Regions from separate parts of the Homo sapiens genome. Here regions 2 and 3 are each linked to region 1. Evidence: read pairs that join two places in POLR2A ChIA-PET (ENCODE). Cell type or tissue: GM12878. All regions are shown on one strand. Region 1 overlaps RBBP6 (RB binding protein 6, ubiquitin ligase). Region 2 overlaps TNRC6A (trinucleotide repeat containing adaptor 6A). Region 3 has its middle 80 kb from the start of RBBP6.

Evidence for each region. Peaks named below come from ENCODE experiments on the same cell type or tissue, not always from the same donor. Only the 100,000 strongest peaks of a DNase experiment are listed, where the experiment ranks them.
Region 2: POLR2A ChIA-PET joins it to region 1 with 9 read pairs; 8 of 35 experiments call an interaction of 5 or more read pairs at or near these places.
Region 3: POLR2A ChIA-PET joins it to region 1 with 6 read pairs; 2 of 35 experiments call an interaction of 5 or more read pairs at or near these places.

The regions. Positions count from the first base shown.
Region 1 is chr16:24,540,637-24,544,636 of GRCh38, reverse strand. It overlaps RBBP6 (RB binding protein 6, ubiquitin ligase), which reads right to left. Exons shown (of 18, transcript NM_006910.5): 1 at 3,845-4,000. Among named protein-coding and RNA genes, the nearest start is that of RBBP6, 3.1 kb to the right of the region's middle. RefSeq lists an enhancer at 3,421-4,000. In GM12878, no CTCF peak of the experiment used is centred here; no DNase peak of the experiment used is centred here; H3K4me3 peaks cover 3,776 bases; H3K27ac peaks cover 1,921 bases.
Region 2 is chr16:24,799,061-24,803,060 of GRCh38, reverse strand. All of the region lies in intron 11 of TNRC6A (trinucleotide repeat containing adaptor 6A), which reads right to left. Among named protein-coding and RNA genes, the nearest start is that of SLC5A11, 45 kb to the left of the region's middle. In GM12878, no CTCF peak of the experiment used is centred here; no DNase peak of the experiment used is centred here.
Region 3 is chr16:24,457,086-24,461,085 of GRCh38, reverse strand. No RefSeq gene overlaps it. Among named protein-coding and RNA genes, the nearest start is that of RBBP6, 80 kb to the left of the region's middle. In GM12878, no CTCF peak of the experiment used is centred here; no DNase peak of the experiment used is centred here.

The sequences.
Region 1 (4,000 bases):
ATCCATCTCCTTTAATCACACAACCAGGCCTTTTTATTGTCATTAAGTTTACTTGCTTCACTTAAAGTTACTCTGCACAAAGTGACTATCTCTGTTCTTCCGATTATTACGCTTACCACATATGTAGGCATATTCGGCTTTTAATGTATATTAATTATTTTTAGTCATAATGCTAATAGTATTGTTAGAAATGAAATTGTTCAGGCAAGGGTTATTTTCTATATACTTCAAGTAGAAGGCACTATCTCACAGGCATTCAATTAGAGGTAGGCAATTTCCTAGATTTAGGCATGCCAATGTAGGACTATAATCTTTATCTTGGACAGTTCATGATAGCCCCAAATTCCGAGGAAGCTTTGAGTCAGAAAAACTGAGAGCATGGGGTGACTAGATTTTTTTAAAAGTTAATTCTAGAAATAAAACTTTGTGTCAAACACCTGACAGGAAGTTTCTGAATATGTAACAACTCAATGCACTCACAAGAGCTTTCCAAGACAGCTTATTAATTTGATTAGCACCGTACTGTGTCAAACTAAAAGGTGCCTCAATGCCCTTCAAAACAGATGTTCTAACTGACTTTTTAAATACCTGAATTACAATGATTTCTTACCCCTCAAAGTATCTTTCTAGGGGTAATAAAGACACTTTGGGGGTATTTCATTTAAAATACCTCCTTAACAAGTAGTCTGTTGGCTTCAAAAGACCCTTTCTGCTTGCCAGTTTTTTTGACCCCAGACATGAAAGGCATGGATGAAATGAAAAACAGAATGAATCCGAGAAATGGAGAGTAAGAAAGGTGACAAGGGTCATTTATAAACACTTCATATTCAGCTTCCAAACCTCTCACACTTTAATTTCAGAACGAAGGATGTTTTGTTTTTTAGGGGTCGGTGTGCAGAAAAGTTTCTCATATATAACAAAGATTACTTGATATTCATTTTGAAATACAGTCTAGAAACAAGCAGGATTCTTGTCTAAAATCCATGGAATTCTGACCCAAGCGTTTCAGTCTTATCAAGATTTAAGGGTCCTATGCCAGGCACAGTGGCTCAAGCCTATAATCCCAGCACTTTGGGATGGCCTTGGGAGGCCAAGGCAGGAGAACACTTGGGCTCAGGAGACCAGCCTGGGCAACATGGCAAAATCCCCATCTCTACCAAAATAAAATAAAAAAAAATTACAATAAATTAGCCAGGCATGGTGGTGTGTGGCTGTAGTCCAGCTACTTGGGAGGCTGAGGTGGGAGGATCACCTGGGCCTGGTAGGTTGAAGCTGCAATGAGCCAAAATTGTGCCATTATACTCTAGCCTGTGAGGATGTGTCTCCAAAAAAAAAAAAAAAAAAGATTTAAGGGACCTAAACATGCACATAATTCCAAAACTGTAAGGAAATGTTTTACAGAAACATGGTAGATTAGGGATTTTAAAATTATAAGAATGAAATTAAGAAACTGGACCTTAACTGTGATAAAAAGATTACCATAGTTTTCTTTAGTAAATATGTTGAATATCGGTGCTAAAACCAAATGGCATTCTACTCAACTGCCTTGTGACATTGGATACTATTTCCCATAAAACTAGTTAAGTAGCTACCATCAATATCTCTTTCTCTCTTAATTTGAGGACTGCATAAAATACACATTTTCTCCCTCAAAGCTCCCTTTTCTTAACAAACCGAACATCAAAGCTTTCTCCAATAAAGGGCAGTTCACATAAATATAAAAAAGAAAATGTGCTGGGCAAAAACACATTCCTGGCTTTCTGGGTTTGAATTACGTATCATTTATTTCCTGGGCTAGGAAAAAAAAATTGGTTACACAAAGTCACAAAACTCTTAAATTTCCGGACAGGATTCTTTTAACTATAACTTACCCAGTCTAAAGTTGCATTCACATGCCTGTAATCCCAGCCCTTTGGGAGACCCAGGTGGGTGGATCACTTGAGGCCAAGAGTTCGAGACCAGCCTGGCCAGCAAGACAAAACCCCATCTCTACTAAAAATACAAAAAAAAATTAGCTGGGTGTAGTGGCGCATGCCTGTAGTCCCAGCTACTTGGGAGGCTGAGGCATGAGAATCGCTCAAACCAGGGAGGCGGAGGTTGCAGTGAGCTAAGATGGTGCCACTGCACTCCAGCCTGGGTGACAGAGTGAGACTCTGTTTCAGGGGAAAAAAAAAAAAAAAGCTGCATTCAATTGTTGGGTCGAAAAGATGGATAACGCCTAGCCCTAATGATTCGATTGTGTAATACTCCAGTAAAATATGAAACCTGAATATATGACGATTAAAATTGCCTTAATATCCTTTAATTCCATTCATATTGTCTCTCCTCTCATTCATAAATACTCAATATGTCAAGATGGCCCAAACTTCTTATAAACCCATCTGTTCTGTGAAATGTGACTGTTGTAGTTAAGGGATGCTTGTGAGGCACTTAAATAAAGCTATTTCTCAACTGTTCATGACCACCACCAGTTTTTCCTCTCCTTAGGCAGAGGATTACACATAGCTCCAATTATCAAAGGGTATGACACTTGTTTTTAAAAGGTGGGGAAGCAGACAGTATTTTCACATAATATCATTTGAGCAAATAAATTCTTCCTTAATATTTTTGAGTCATGATATGCCAGCACTGCTGTTCCTTAACCTAATACAATTATACTTAGGTCTGCATTGTAAATGGAAAACTGGTCTTCTACATGACAAGATTTACTCTACCTAAACTACAGGCTGGAGGTGGGGGACCTCCCATTTCAACTAAAAGAATCCATGTCACACCTTAAGTGTGATAAAAATTTAGTGACTAAAAAAATACCCTAACCTAATTGTAACTTCACTTCTTCTCATTCCATCAGTAACTTTTAGAACACCGAACTGCTAAAAAATACACATCAGCATTACTGATCTGAGAAAAAGAAACCAAAACAAGTTCAGAGTCAGGAAAGACTGCTTGTCACATTTATCTACTGTTAAGTTCCCAATATTATCAAAATACTTTTGAAAAGGAGAAAGAATCTAACGATTCTTATCAGTGGCTTATTTGTACTCTATGGTAGCAGCCTATTTTTCAGTACCTTAGTATCAACAGTCACGTAAAATCTAGCAACTACTACTTTAAAAAAAATCAGTACTTTTGATCTTCACCGAATTGATAAAGCTTAAGAGTAATGTGATGAACTAACAGTTTAACTACTTAATTGCCGTATTACTAATTCTGGAATTGACACACAAGACAAGAGCGGTGACATCAGAACATTTCAAGATCCAAAAACAATTCCAATACTGATTAAATCCTCAAAAATATTAAAGTTCAGATCCCTTATCCACAACACAGGCAAGCAACTCCAAATAAATAAATGCGAGGAGGGAGGAAGGCAGGACATAAAATTTGCCATCAAACTCCACAATGTTGTTAGGTTAGAAAATTGTTTTTTTGGTTTTTTTTTTGTTTTTTTTTTTGCTGATTGAACAAACAAGCTTTGCACAGGCTCTCCTGCCCTCCTGATGGAAAATAAGTTAGAAAACGCCCTAAGACAAGCACTCAAAGAGTCTAGATAGCTATCCCCCTCTCCTCCCTCCCTCATTTTAAAAAACAGCGAGAAGAATAATCAGGCTTCCACGTTTTGGGTTAGCCTGTTACAGATGACCCAAGTATGCAGAAATAAAATAAACCAGTGAAACTCCAAGGCCAACTGCTGCAAACCTTGGCTATCAATGAAAGTTGTATCCAAAGTACTAGAACGAACAGTCCCCACTAGAGACATAATGGCGGTTAGCTTCCTGCCAGGCACCTTCTAGCTAGTATCTCTCTCCAGCCACCAAATATCTTAAGACCAAGCGGCCCTTACCTTCTTTCGTCTGCGCATTGGTGATCTGCAGGTCGCAGTCGGCAGCTTTCAGCTTCTCTCTCCCCATAATCTGCTTCTTTAAGTCGCAGAGGGAGATGTGGAGCCCATCAAAGGTGACGGTATCATAGTTGAGTTTAGAGGAAAATTTATAATGCA
Region 2 (4,000 bases), 260 kb before region 1:
ACACCAGACAGGGTAACATCTTCCCCTCTCTTAGGCTTTGCTCTGTCTGCTCCTCTCCTCATTCTGACTGCTCTGCAATAAAAAATGATCTTCTCTCCTGGAAACTTTTTTCCTGCAAAATCTTTGCTGGATATAGCCAGCTCCGGCCCAAAAGCTACTGCTCTATTTCAACAAATCTTTTAAAAGTGGACAATGCTCTCTACCACCCCTCCTCACCATCTGTCCATTCTGGTTTCTCTTCCTCTACCCATGCTGAGCTCACCTCGGGTGCTTCTTCAATGCTGGGATACTCTGCGGCTGACAAAGTAGACTCAGGGTCTCAGTCTTTTGACTCTCTCTGTAAACTTGCTTTCCTTAGACTTCATTCACTATCAGGGTATCAGCAGTCACTCCCATTCAAGTGATGCCCAAATATAAACATGTTGCTTAGACTTCACAACTGAGCTCAGTCCCACATTTTTACCTGCCTGCTAAAGCACATCCATTTCGATGTCCCATTGTCACTTTTTTTTGAGACAGTGTCTGGCTCTGCTGCCCAGGCTGGAGCGTAGTGGCACAATCTTGGCTCACTGCAGCCTGTGCCTCCCCGGCCCAAGCAATCCTCTCACCTCAGCTTCCTGAGTAGCTGGGCCCAGAGGTATGTACCACCACCCCCAGCTAATTTTTGCATTTTTTTGTAGAGACAAGGCTTCACCATGTTGCCCAAGCGGTCTCCAACTCCTGACCTCAAGTCATCTGTCCACCTCGGCCTCCTGAAGTGCTGGGATCACAGTCATGAGCCACTGTGCCCGGCCTCATTGTCACTGTTAACACAGGTTTTCATCTCCCTATTCCTCATTCTTGACGTTTTCTCAATCCTCAAATCTCATCCATCATTTCTTTGCAACTGCTGTTCTTTGAGATGTCTGCCACCACCATAATACTTACCTTTACTACTCTCATTCCAGGTAAGTGGAAAAGGAAAACAATTCTTAAAGTAGCTAAGAAGTACTGTTCCAGTCATGAATCTGGTATTTAAAAAATCCACCTTTCACAGTTGTTTAAGAGCCCTCTCTTGAATGTCAATAATCCTTACCACAGCTCCCTCCTCTGTTCTCTCTCCCTGTTAAGATGTCATAATTCACTGATAACAACTAAGCTAGCCATTGTGAACTCTTTCCCCCACTCTCTTCATCTAATCCTGTAACCAATTCCAACCAGTTCTCCTAACTCTCTCTCCAAGCTGTTCCTTCTTGATAATTCACATTATTTTTGCCTATGCAAATACCTTTTGAAAGAGTAGTAGCAGCTGAGCACGGTGGCTAACACTTGTAATCTCAGCGCTTTGGGAGGCCGAGGCAGGCAGGAGTTTGCGACCAGTTTGGCCAACACGGTGAAACCCTGTCTCTACTAAAAATACAAAAAATTAGCTGGGCGTGGAGGCAGGAGAATCGCTTGAACCTGGGAGGCAGAGGTTGCAGTGAGCCGAGATTGCGCCACTGCACTCCAGCCTCAGTGAGACTCCAACTCAAAAAAAAAAAAAAAAAAGAGAGTAGCATGTTACATTTTTTCCACAAACCATTCTCCAACACTTCTGCATCCCTTTAAAAAGAAACTCAAATGTGGCAATCTCCCCTCAGTCCACCAGTCCTCCAGTAAGGTCCATTAGTTACCAATGACTACCCCTGAGCCCCACTGTCAAATCCATTCCCTGACAATCAGTTTTTTCTTTTCAAAACTCTGTACTCACTTGGCGTCTGAAAAATTATTCTACTCTAACTTGTCCCACTTCTGCTTAGGATCACTCCCCTAAATGCCATTATTCCCCAGGACTGTCTTCGGTCCATTATCCTCCAACTCTCTCTAGTCAAACTATTCCTATAGCTTACACTATCATCCACATCTAATTAATTACACTTCATATCACCAGCCCCATCTATTCTGAGCTTCACATCCAGATTTTCGACTGTTTACTGGACCAGGTGGTTTTCAGAGCACCTTCAAACGCAGTATCTATCAAGCCTGCTATTCCTGTATTTCTTAACTCAAATAATGACCATTTATTGATTTATTGTCTCTCAGCTCCAAATTCACCCTTTTTGACTGCTCTATGAAAATATATCTGGACTCTTTACATTTTTTCCTTAGCCAGCTGGTACTGAGGCTTTGTCAGAAGAGGGAGCTCGAGAGACAGGGCAAGAGGAAGGGTGTTGCTTCCTGGGCCAGCATGTGGACTTGGTAGGCATGGGCAGCCCTTGCAGCTTCTCCATTGCCTGGTGGGTCAGCAGCACTCTGTGGGAGCTTCTCCCAGCATTCCCCTCCCTCTTACATCACAGTTGTGCTGCAGTGTCTCCGGTGAGATACCTCTCCATGAATGCCTTTTCCCAGGACTCTAGAGGGCAGATTTCCCACAGGTTCCACCAGCACGACATCATAGCAACTTCCGTGCCATTCAGTGAGCCATGAAGGAGGCAGAAACTTGTCCTAACAGGAAAAGGTTCACATTCTGGACACAGATTTTTGTTGCCTGTAAAGCTTCTGTTATCCACAGCCTCACAGGATGCCTTCTCCACTATCGGCACTCTTCACAGCCATCATGTCTTACTGAGGAGCTCATGTCACAGCAGAGGAAATACAGGACTGTGTTCATGCCCATGGAATTAACTGGTCTTACCATATATGCCATTGCCTGAAAGTAGCTAACCAAATTAATAGGCTTACTAAAGAATCAGTTACAAAGCAAGTTGGGAGACAACATCCTAAAAAGGTGGGCATCTGTCGTAGGAGGATGCGGTATGTGTCTCTCCAATTACTAGAATTTGTAAGTTGTGAGAATCAAAAGGTGAAAGTGCGAGCGGCTTCTCTCACAATTATACCTAATGAGCCACTTACAGAACACTCACTTTCTGTTCTGACAACTGCTGATTTAGAGAATTTAGTCCTTGAGAGAGAAAACGCTTCCAACAAAAACCGCAACAATGGCTCCACTGCCCTGGAAGATGAAGACTGCTACAGGGACATTTTGCACTCCTTGAGGTATGAACTAGCAGGCAAACAAACAAACAAACAAACAAAACTAGTCTACTGGCTGGGGTAACTGATGTGATTACGAAATGAAGGCAGTGAAGACTGTCGGGAACCCAGGGGATTCTCTGGGATGCTTCTTAGTATTTCCATACCCAGTAGTGAAGGCCAATGAAAAACAATGGCAACCATAAAAGGCAAGGACAACTGGGGGCTCAGATCCTTTGTGAATGAAGGTTTGGGTTACTTAACTCCACCAGCTAAAGAACCAAGAGCAGCTGAGGTTCAACCTGAAAGTGAGTTAAGTACAGAATAGGCAGTGAAGGGAGGAAGGCACAGATACCAATGATGGCTTACGAGCAATTACAGAAATAACAATGGTAGTAGATTTGCATATTTTCTATTGTTTCTCATATGGATGTGTTAATTTGTATAGGCCAAGCATTTTTTTTCCTGTTTTTACCTTATTCACAAGTTATTACATGTTAGGTTTTATAATTCAGTCTTTAGGTAACAAACTGTGACTGAATTTCTGGGGTGATTATATAGCCAGTGATGAATACAATGACCCTTGGGGCTGTTCATCTCCTCAGTTTAGAGAGAGGATGAACACTTCTTCACTTGCAAGAAAGAAAGCTGTATCTTGTTAAGCAGAAATACAGAGTTGCGTTGCCATTGTACCGGACAAATGCGTGCAGAAGAGTACATATGGAAGGTGAGTAGTCAAAGGGTTGGGATGATCTGTGCGGATGACTGACTTATTTCCTCTAGCTCCAATTTTACCCTTTTGGATTGCTCTGTGAAAAAAAATGGACTTAGGCCCTTTATAGGTTTTTTTCCTTCGCCAGCTAGCACTGACATTTTGTAAATAGAAGGTGCAAGAGGAGAGGTTTGGTTTCTTAGTTCTGGTCTGCTGTCTCCTGCAGCACAGCAGCTTTGCCAGCAACAAGGCACCTACAATGCTCACCTCGCCAGTGGTTGGCAGCATCTACCAGCA
Region 3 (4,000 bases), 84 kb after region 1:
GATTTCTGATAATAGCAGAGGGAGAAAAAGGTATTTTTATTGGCTTGGCAAGGAAATGTTTCTTATTGTACTGGAACTTAAGCATGGCGTCCAGTATGTAGCAGGCTGTCTGGTTGTTTTGGGGCATGGTAGTTACTCGTTTGACATGGGTGGTACCAGGATGGAATCTTCAAACAAGAAGACCGGTAGGCCTCACTTGCCTCCCCCAAAGCATCAATGTCATCTTCCCAGAAGCCCAAATCTGGTGTGATGCCCAGGGCCACTGTTTGCACCAGACCTAGGAAAGTATGTTCATGGGTTCCATGGATCTTTGATAACATCTGATTTCATGGAATGCCATTGTATCAGGCTTGTAGCAAGGCAGTTTCATTGCCCTGTTAAACCAAGGTGTGGTCTTGCAAGCCATGTCTGTAAGGAGTTATTGCCTGGGGTTTTTTTCCACTTGTTGATTGGCAGGCAACTTCTTTCTTATCACACAAGGTGGAGGGAAAGTCTCGTGATCTTATTGTCCAGCTCTTATGCCTACAACTGGGTTGTGATAGTTAATATTGAGGGTCAACTTGATTGGATTGATGGATGCAAAGTATTGTTCCTGGGTGTGTCTGTGAGGGTGTTCCCAAAGGGGATTCACATTTGAGTCAGTGGACTGGGAAAGGCAGACCCACCTTCAAGCTGGGTGGGTGCCATCTAATCAGCTGCCAGCTTGGCCAGAATAAAAGCAGGCAGAAGAACGTGAGAAGACTAGACTGGCTTAGCCTCTCAGCCTACATCTTTCTCCCATGCTGGAACATCAAGTTCACCAGGTTCTTCAGCTCTGGGACTCGGACTGGCTTCCTGGCTCCTCAGCTTGTAGACGGCCCATTGTGGGACTTCACATTGTGATCATGTGAATCAATACTCCTTAAAAGACTCCCCTTCATATGTACATCTATCCTATTAGTTCTATCCCACTAGAGAACACTGACTAATACCTGGGTGAATACAGGGTGGCCTGGCTTTAGAAAGAGGTGATGGTGGTGGCTAAATCCAATTTATAGATCCCCATAGGATGTTGCCATCACAGAGATAAAATGCAGATATGTAGTTATAATTTTGTGGCCCTGATGCTGGTCAAGGTACCTGCTCTATTGAACCTAGAAAGTTCCACTGTTTCACTCTCTGTGTCCCATCTCCCATGTACAGACAAATGACATTTCATATGGGATTGCCATAGGCTACACAGGCTGTAGGACTTTTGTATATACTCTACAAACACTTATTATGTACCGTGTTTGGGGGATGTTCATAAGGTCAAGTGGGGGAAACAGACAAAACTCAAGATTATAAGACAGTTCAATAAGAGAGGAAAAAAGAGAGGGTTGCACCCACTTTTGTGGGATGTGATACAGCTTGCTCACTTGGGAAGGTCAGGGAACAATTTCAGGCAGAGGGAAGGCTTGACCTGAGTCTCAGAGAATTAAGTAGGAGTGATGCAGGCAGCTGAGATCCTTGTGGATGGAGTGGAGGGTTTGTCACTGTGTGATGATGATTCTCAGTGGGGGGTTGACCCCTCCCTCCTCTTCCCTTCCCTTCCCCTCCTCTACAGGCAGTAGGTAATGTTTGGAGATATTTTTGGTTGTTACAACTTGGGGTGGGTGTGCTGCTGGAATCTAGTGAGTAGAGTCCAGGGGTACTGCTCATCATCCTACAGTGCACACGACAGCTCCCCACAATTATCTGGGCCAATATGTCCATAGTACCAAGGTTGAGAAACTTTGCACTAGGAGAAAGAAAATGGATCTTTAAAAAAATTGAAGTATCAAGGAGCATCAGGTCCCTATACGTCTGTTCCAGCAATAGTTCCGACAACTGATGCAGAAGTGCCTTGTGCAGTTAAAGAAGAAAGAAGACAAATTTAAGAAAGGATTTGTAAGCTGGGAGCAGTGGCACACACTTGCAATCCCAGCTACTTGGGAGGCTGAGATAGGAGGATTCGTTCAGGCCAGAAGTTCAAGACTAGCCTGGGCAATGTAGTGAGGACTCATCTCAAAAAAAAAAAAAAAAAAAAAGGAGAAGGCCTTTGTATAGTGTACCAAGATAAGAATGCCTGAAGGAATTAGGGAGCCCCAAAAGGTTTACTGTATTATAAAAAATCATTAAAGTGATATGTGCTCTGGCCAGGTGCAGTGGCTCATGCCTATAATCCCAGCACTGTAGGAGGCTGAGGCATGAGGATTGCTTGAGGCCAGGAGTTTGAGACCAGCTTGGGCAACATAGTGAGACCCTGTCTCTACAAAAAAATTTAAAACAAAATAGCAGGCCATGGTGGCATGCACCTGTAGTCCTAGGTGGGAGAATAATTTGAGCCCAGGAGTTTGAGGCTGCAGTGAGCTATGATTATGTCACTGCATTCTAGTAGCCTGGGCAACAGAGTGAGACTTTGAATCTAAAAAAAAAAAAAAAAAAATCTCATTATTGAGATTTTACATGCCATTTCTTTTCTTTTTTATTTACTAAAATTTCCCTAAATATCATTTAATGCATATGTTTTTGTCACAAATGCTATTTTTATAATAAAATGTTATAAATTTTAATTTATCCAAGAAAAGCTAATCATAAAAAATGAAAACATGAAAGAGATGTGAGAAAATGTGTGTAGTGATTATTTTATCAGATCTTGGGGAGGATGAGAGCCTTTTTCAGCATAACAGGAAAAAAAAACTCCATGAAGGAGAATACCCTTGGGTTTTACTCCATAAAATTCAAAACCATGTTTAGTAAAATTGTAAGGGAACAAGGAGAACCCCGTTAAACATAAAATAATAGAAGAAATTTTAGAGGAAATGATTGATTTTGCTACATTATTCTTTAAATGTCTGTGAATCAAATGTGTTAAGCAAAATGAAAATACAAAAAGCATTGTGAAAAAAAGCCTTTAAGGCCATGTGTGGTGGCTCACGCCTGTAATCCCAGCACTTTGGGAAGCTGAGGTGGGAGGATAGCTTTAGCCCGCAAGATCAGCTTGGGCAACAAAGTGAGACCCCACCTCTACAAAAAATAAAAAAATTTGCTGGGTGTGATGGTGCATGTCTGTGATGCCAGCTACACGGGAGGCTGAGGTGGGAGAACTGCTTGAGCCTAGGAGGTAAAGGTTTCCGTGGGCTGTGTTTGCATTACTGCACTCCAGCCTGGGTGACAGAGTGACATCCTGTCTCAAAAAACAAACAAACAAAATCTTTAATATCAAAAGTAATCTGGCAATTCAATAAGAAAATCTCCAGAAATATCTAAATATGAAAAATTAGTAAAGACATAAATTCTTGGTGTGCTCACTAATAGATAGTAATTATAATAAAATTGTTTAATCTTGCTTGTATTGAAATAAACACATATTCAAATAACAAGAAACATTTTATTCCTTTAATCTTTGAATAGGCAAAGATTAAAGAAAAATGAATCAAAAGAAAAGAATAAAGGAAAACTAATCACGTAGTACTCAGTTTTGAAGAAGTTGAAGTAAGATCCACCCTTTCCTGATTGGAGGTGTAAACTTGGAAAACCTTCTGGAAAGCAATTTGGCAATATATACCAAGAGTCTGGAAAAAGCCTATACCCTTTGGTCCAGCAATTCCACTTCTAGGAATCTATCCTGAGGAAACAAACAAGGACATAATAAGAGATTATATATAACTGTTCATCAGTCATGCTGTCATAAGAGCAAGGAATAAGAAATATTCCCAATAAGAAGTAAAAAAAAAAAAAAAAAAAGACCAGGCATGGTGCCTCACACCTGTAATCCCAGCATTTTGGGAGGCTGAAGCAGGAGTGGATTGCTTGACCTCAGGAGGCCAAGGCTGCAGCAGTAAGCTGTGATAACACCACTTTACTCCAGCCTGGGTAAGAGAGTAAGACCATGTCTTAAAAAAAAAAAAAAAGAAGTGAAAAAAATACATTATGGTACACCTATCCAATGTAATAAAATGAATTTTTGAATAAATGTTTAATAACAAGGTAGAAATAA